Regions from separate parts of the Homo sapiens genome. Here region 1 is linked to region 2. Evidence: chromatin contacts called from ENCODE Hi-C or POLR2A ChIA-PET data. All regions are on one chromosome and are shown on one strand. Each heading gives the region's core, a stretch centred on a gene start or an enhancer-like site at or near the end of the contact. The rest is flanking DNA. Distances are from core to core; before and after follow the strand shown.

Region 1 (2,526 bases), core at 1-2,500, 380 kb before region 2:
CCCCTGTCGTCATTAGCGCTTGAGCCCAGGTGTGCAGATGAGGCGGTGGGTCTGGCCACGCTGTCCCCACCCCAAGGCTGCAGCACTTCCCGTAAACCACCTGCAGTGCCCGCCGCCTTCCCGAGGCTCTGTGCCAGCTAGTCTGGGAAGTTCCTCTCCCGCTCTAACCACAGCCCGAGGGGGGCTCCCCTCCCCCGACCTGCACCGGAGATCTCAGGCACCCGGCTCATCTCAGACCTCCCGCTCCCGACCCTACACAGAGATTGCCTGGGGAGGCTGAGGAGCCGATGCAAACCCCCAAGGCGACGCACTTGGGAGCCGGTGGTCTCAAACACCTGCCGGGGGTCCTAGTCCCCTTCTGAAATCTACATGCTTGGGTTGGAGCGCAGCAGTAAACACCCTGCCCAGTGACCTGGACTGAGGCGCGCTGGGGGTGGGTGCGCCGTGTGGCCTGAGCAGGAGCCAGACCAGGAGGCCTAGGGGTGAGAGACACATTCCCCTCGCTGCTCCCAAAGCCAGAGCCCAGGCTGGGCGCCCATGCCCAGAACCATCAAGGGATCCCTTGCGGCTTGTCAGCACTTTCCCTAATGGAAATACACCATTAATTCCTTTCCAAATGTTTTAATTGTGAGAGTATCTGATATTCTTGACTGAACAATGTAAAAAACCCAAAGGGGGCTGCGCACGGCGGCTCTCGCCTAAATCCCAGCACTTTGGGAGGCCGAGGTGGGCAGATCACCTGAGGTCGGGAGTTCGACACCAGCCTGACCAACATAGAGAAACCCCGTCTCTACTAAAAATACAAAATTAGCCGGGCGTGGTGGTTCATGCCTGTAATCCCAGCTACTCGGGAGGCTTAGGTAGGAGAATCACTTGAACCCGGGAGGCGGAGGTTGTGGTGGGCCAAGATTGTGCCACCGCACTCCAGCCTGGGTAACAAAAGCGAAACTCCATCTCAAAAAAAGAAACGCAAACGGTGCAGCTGCCCCTTTTTCGAGGCACGTCCACCTCCCATTACCCACTTCCTTTTTTTTTTGAGACTGAGTCTTGCTCTGTCCCCTGGGCTGTAGTGGAGTGGCTCCATCTCGGCTCACTGCAGCCACTCCCAACGCCCTCCACTCCTCCCTACTCCGCGCTGGCCGGGGCGGGGTTCCGCTGGTCGCATCCAATAATAAGAACAGGCGGCGCGCGCCCTTCCCGGAAACTCCCGCCTGGCCACCATAAAAGCGCCGGCCCTCCGCTTCCCCGCGAGACGAAACTTCCCGTCCCGGCGGCTCTGGCACCCAGGTACTGGGGACCCCAGACCCACGCGGTGCAGGCCGGGAGCGAGAGCCTCCGTGGGGGCTCCGTGACCCCGGAGGGGTAGAGCCAAGAGCTGGGGGAGCCTGAGAGATGAGGGTCGGGCGGGGAGGGAGGCGGAGGCGGAGGCGGGGTTCCGCGGAGCTGAGAACCGGACGGGGTGGGATCGAGGAGGGTGCGAAGCGCCACTGTTTAGGTTTCGCTTTCCCGGGAGCCTGACCCGCCCCTGACGTCGCCTTTCCCGTCTCCGCAGGGTCCGGCCTGCGCCTTCCCGCCAGGCCTGGACACTGGTTCAACACCTGTGACTTCATGTGTGCGCGCCGGCCACACCTGCAGTCACACCTGTAGCCCCCTCTGCCAAGAGATCCATACCGAGGCAGCGTCGGTGGCTACAAGCCCTCAGTCCACACCTGTGGACACCTGTGACACCTGGCCACACGACCTGTGGCCGCGGCCTGGCGTCTGCTGCGACAGGAGCCCTTACCTCCCCTGTTATAACACCTGACCGCCACCTAACTGCCCCTGCAGAAGGAGCAATGGCCTTGGCTCCTGAGAGGTAAGAGCCCGGCCCACCCTCTCCAGATGCCAGTCCCCGAGCGCCCTGCAGCCGGCCCTGACTCTCCGCGGCCGGGCACCCGCAGGGCAGCCCCACGCGTGCTGTTCGGAGAGTGGCTCCTTGGAGAGATCAGCAGCGGCTGCTATGAGGGGCTGCAGTGGCTGGACGAGGCCCGCACCTGTTTCCGCGTGCCCTGGAAGCACTTCGCGCGCAAGGACCTGAGCGAGGCCGACGCGCGCATCTTCAAGGTGGGGACCCCAGCCCCGCCCCGCCCCGGGTGGGAGAGCCCGCCTAGGACCCCGCGGGCCCGGCACACGTGTTCTGTCCCCCTCTTCAGGCCTGGGCTGTGGCCCGCGGCAGGTGGCCGCCTAGCAGCAGGGGAGGTGGCCCGCCCCCCGAGGCTGAGACTGCGGAGCGCGCCGGCTGGAAAACCAACTTCCGCTGCGCACTGCGCAGCACGCGTCGCTTCGTGATGCTGCGGGATAACTCGGGGGACCCGGCCGACCCGCACAAGGTGTACGCGCTCAGCCGGGAGCTGTGCTGGCGAGGTGAGCGACGCCGGCTGCCAAGGGCGTTGGCATTCGTCCTGCTTGGGCAAAGGGGAACATTCTCTGGGTCAGATTTGTGGTTTTAGAAGCTGTTCTGGGAGAGGCTGCCAGCAGGCCCAGGAC
Region 2 (4,519 bases), core at 1,721-4,220:
ATCTATGGTAAGTTACTTAAAGTCTTATGTTTGCTTCTACATCAAAAAAGTGAGATAGTAGTATCTACTGACCAGCGTTGTCATGAAGGATATGTGAAGCGCTCAGACCAGTACCTGACGTAAAGTGACTGCTGAATATTGGAGCTTATTATTATTATTAGCATAAAGCCTATCTTATTTTCAAAAGTCCTTGAGCACATTCATATAATCTAATCTGGTATAGCAAATTATTTACCTTAATGAGACCATCTCCTTGGGCAAAGCACGGATCCTGCACAAAATCAAGCACCTGAAGTGTCAGCTGATGCCACAACCTGAAAAACATACAGCCCTTAAGACCTCTAACCTAATATCCAGTCACAGACACCTCCAGCCTTGATGATTCTATCAAGTCACAAATACAGGTTGGGTATCTCTAATCCAAAACTCCAAAACTCCAAAATTCAAAATGCTCCAAAATCCAAAACTTTTTGAGCACCAACATAGGGCTCAAAGGAAATGACCACTGGAGCATCTCAGATTTCAGATTTTTGATTTATGGATACTGAACGGGTAAGTATATATCGCAAATATTTCAAAATTTGAAAAAATACTAAATCCAAAAAAACTTTTGCCCCAATGCATTTCTTTCTTTCTTTTTTGAGACAGAGTCTGACTCTGTTGCCCAGGCTGTAGTGCAGTGGCGCCATCTCGGCTCACTGCAACCTCTGCCTCCCAGGATCAAGTGATTCTCCTGCCTCAGCCTCCCGAGTAGCAGGGATTACAGGCATGAGCCACTGCGCCCGGCCGCCCCAATGCATTTCTGATAAGGGATACTAAATCCATACTAACCAGTCTCTACGGTGTAGCAGAAAGAATGCTAAAGCAGATGTGATAAACCTGAGTTCTTTTCCTGGCTCTGCTATTGAATGGCTATGTCACTTTGAGATCACTTAACTTCTCTAAGACTCAGTTTTCCCAGGTATGAAATGGAGAACATTAATCTAGATTAACTCAAAGGGTTATTGTGAGGTTTCACTGGAAACGAGAACTTTGGAATCATACATATCTAACTTGAGATGCTGGCTCTTCTACCTATTAGCTGAGTATCTCAGGGAAGGCAATTAAAATGAGCTTCAGTTTCCTCCTCTGTGAAAAGGATGAATAAAGGATTAAATAAGCTAATATTTAAAACCTCAGGGACAGTGACATAGCGCTTCATCCAAAACCCAAAGGCTAATATTTAATAACGCAGATAAAATGCTTTGAAAATTACCAAGTGCTATCCAACACAAACCATTATTTGCCAAACATTAATTTGCTCTCAAAAACTGCTAATAGCAGAAGGCTGCTGAATGCTAAACATCATCAAAACATGTATGGAACATCTATGTGAAAGGTATTATATTAAATGCTAGGGTTAACAGGGAGGTTACTACAGGAGATGTATTTTCTATGGAATAGCTCCAGCCCAATGCCAGCAATTTATTCTACTCATATTAAAAGGAGGTTAGTGCTTAGCAAGAATTTAATTGCTCTGCAATTCATCCTGTTTCTAAACAAACCTAAACTTTAAGATCTTTCTAGGGGCAGAAAGCCCATGAGAAATACAATGGAAGGTAAAGACAATGGGACGGCGGAAGTGGTTGCACCCCGTGCAACCAGCTGCAGAATGAATAGGGAAAACAGCAAAGCTGTACTAGCCTCTGGTTTATCAACTCCAGACCATGAGAAAGATAACTGTAGATACAGTTACACTATGACAAGGCTAAGCACGAATCACCAACATGTTTCCCAAAGTGGGTGGTGGCCCTGAAAGTGTGTTTGCTTGTTAGATGGAATCAAGAGCTAAAATCAAAGGCTACTCCTGAACCGTTTTAGTAAGACCCGAGGTAGGAGTTCAGAAGCCTCAGTCTCAGTCCCCCGTTAAGGAAGCAGTGAATCTCAGACCGAAACATCCTGGCTACAGCTCTTGGCCCTCGTGGTCTGTCATCCCTCTTATTCCTCGACCCTGCCACTCAAGGTTCCTCAGCAAACCTTGCCGGCACAGCCGGTCGCTACACGTCCCCGTTTCCCCCCAACTTGGGTCTGGGCGCCCTCAGCCCATCAAGGGTCCGCTCCTCCGCCCGCCTGCCCCCTCCGTCTCCCTCTATCGCCGGGGCCCAGGGCCCGTCTGCTCGGCGCTCACTTCTTCGTGTAGAGCTCCTCCAGACGGTGCCACACAGCGGGCTGCCCGGGCCCGGAGTTCTGGCTCTGCTGTAGGAAGCCCGGTACGTCCTTCATGACAGCAGGAAGACCCCCGGCACAGAAGAACAACCGGGATGTCAGCACCGCGGGGATGGCTGCCGGAAATGCTCACTCACTTCCGGCGCCGAGCGGCGCGGGGCAGGCTGGGAGCGCCGTAGCAGGCCGGGGGCGGGCCCCGCTGGTTGCTCGGTTACAGCGCGTCTCTGCGCTCCGGACAAAACTCTCCGGCGTTTGCAGCCCACTTCCCGCGCACTTGGCTGTGCCATTGAGGCGTCAAAGAGTGTGGGCGCCTGTGGTCGAACCCGCTACGGACTAGCTTTGTGGTGTCAGCCTTTGTGACCCGGAATTGCTCCTGTCAAATGAGGATCTTCCCAGTAGTGTTTTGCGAGGATTAGGTGTAAATATAATGCCTGACCATAGTAAAAGCGCTCAGAAAGTATTAACTATCACCGCCATCCGGGTTGAAAAAGGTGTGAGCGCAGGGTACAGAAATGCTGGCTCCAGGTTTGACCTCCGGGGCGAGAGATGAGACACCAGACTAGGGAACTTCCTCTACTCGCCTCTACGTCTACCTGGGCGCGCCGGAGGCGTCGGCAAGGAGGCGGGGGCGGGGCGCGGAGGCGGGACCGGGGCGCCGGGGGCGGGGGCGGTAGGCGGAGGCGGGGCTGGGGCGCCGGGGGCGGGGGTGGGAGGCGGAGGCGGGGCCGGGGCGCCGGGGGCGGGGCGAGTCCGGAGGACTCCTTGGACTGCGCGGAACATGGCGTTCTGGGGTTGGCGCGCCGCGGCAGCCCTCCGGCTGTGGGGCCGGGTAGTTGAACGGGTCGAGGCCGGGGGAGGCGTGGGGCCGTTTCAGGCCTGCGGCTGTCGGCTGGTGCTTGGCGGCAGGGACGATGTGAGTGCGGGGCTGAGAGGCAGCCATGGGGCCCGCGGTGAGCCCTTGGACCCGGCGCGCCCCTTGCAGAGGCCTCCCAGACCCGAGGTGCCCAGGGCATTCCGGAGGCAGCCGAGGGCAGCAGCTCCCAGTTTCTTCTTTTCGAGGTATTTTGGGCAAGGACAAGCACTTCTTGCGTGTTCGTTGTCGACACCTCGCCCACTCTTTCTCACCTTGCCGTGTTTCCTTTGCGGCATGTCTGGGAGTTTACGTGCGTTCCAACACCGGGGCCTCCGTCTTTATGCTGATCTGTGGACGTCACTTATGGGGGTTTTGTCGTTTATTTCACCATTCCCTCATTGAAATACGTTCTAACCTTTAGTTATTGTGCATCATGCTGTGGTGAATAACCTTGTTGGCACCTCACTGTTTGCATAAATTCCTAGTACTGGGATTGCTAGGTCCAAAAGTATATGCATTTAACGCTTTAATGATCCCTCATAAATGTTGTGCGGTTAATACTCCCACTGGCATGTGATCGTACCCGTCTCCATAGTAATTGCATCTAAGAACTGAGGCTACATAGGAAAAAATCTTAAGGTCCATGGTTGTTAGGTATCAGATGCCCTATAATGGATGAATATTTAAGTAAATAATGGCACATTGACTTGCTGTCTGACACAACTGCTGAAAATGTTGGTGAAAAGTGAGTCTCGAAGTGGTAGCTCACACTTGTAATACCAGCACTTTCGGAGGCTGAGACGGGGATCGCTCGAGGCCAGGAGTTCAAGAGCAGCCTGGGCAACATAACGAGACCCCCATCTCTACCAAAAATTTAAAAATTAGCCGGGCATGGTGGCGCAAGCCTGTTGTCCCAGTTACTCCTGAGACTAAGGCAAGAGGATCCCTTGAGTCCAGGAGTTCAAGGCTGCAGTGAGCTATGATTGAGCCACTGCACTCCAGCCTGGGTGACAGAGCAAGACTCTTATCTACCTGTGGGAAAAAAAAAAGAAAAAAGTTTAATAGATCCTGAAGAGTTGGCCGGGCGCGGTAGCTCACGCCTGTAATCCCAGCACTTTGGGAGGATGAGACGGGTGGATAACGAGGTCAGGAGTTCGAGACCAGCTGGGCCAACATGGTGAAACCCCATTTCTACTGAAATTACAAAAATTAGCCGGGCGTGGTGGCGGGCGCCTGTAATCCTAGCTACTCAGGAGGCGGAGGCAGGAGAATCACTTGAACCCGGAAGGCAGAGGTTGCAGTGAGCCGAGATGGCACCATTGCACTCCAGCCCGGGCGAAAGAGCAAAAACTCCGTCTCAAAAAAAAACAAAGATCCCGAAGAGTCAGTCGTTCATCCAAGAAGCCCTGACTGAGCTCTTATTCTGTGCCAGACTCTGTTCTAGGTGCTATGGATGGAGCA

The links. Hi-C counts contacts between places; a loop is a spot of excess contacts on that map. ChIA-PET counts read pairs that join two places held with the same protein, here RNA polymerase II (POLR2A). Pooled maps may share reads with other maps.
Region 1: a loop to region 2 is called in a map of CD8-positive, alpha-beta T cell, with 6 times the contacts of the local background. The contact joins the promoter of IRF7 here to the promoter of SIRT3 in region 2. A Hi-C loop is called at or near these places in 1 of 168 maps with a recorded cell type or tissue (CD8-positive, alpha-beta T cell) and 9 of 50 pooled maps. POLR2A ChIA-PET finds 5 or more read pairs at or near these places in 1 of 52 experiments (T-cell).

Annotation. Positions count from the first base shown.
Region 1 is chr11:614,674-617,199 of GRCh38, reverse strand. It overlaps IRF7 (interferon regulatory factor 7), which reads left to right and starts at 1,250. Exons shown (of 11, transcript NM_001572.5): 1 at 1,250-1,287; 2 at 1,553-1,855; 3 at 1,941-2,103; 4 at 2,193-2,403. The coding sequence starts at 1,836. It overlaps CDHR5 (cadherin related family member 5), which reads left to right. Exons shown (of 15, transcript NM_021924.5): 15 at 1-617. RefSeq lists an enhancer at 1,794-2,388.
Region 2 is chr11:234,793-239,311 of GRCh38, reverse strand. SIRT3 (sirtuin 3) reads left to right here and starts at 2,970. Exons shown (of 7, transcript NM_012239.6): 1 at 2,970-3,264. The coding sequence starts at 2,984. It overlaps PSMD13 (proteasome 26S subunit, non-ATPase 13), which reads right to left and starts at 2,336. Exons shown (of 13, transcript NM_002817.4): 1 at 2,168-2,336; 2 at 236-314. The coding sequence starts at 2,262. RefSeq lists enhancers at 2,085-2,324, 2,485-2,674 and a silencer at 2,825-2,904.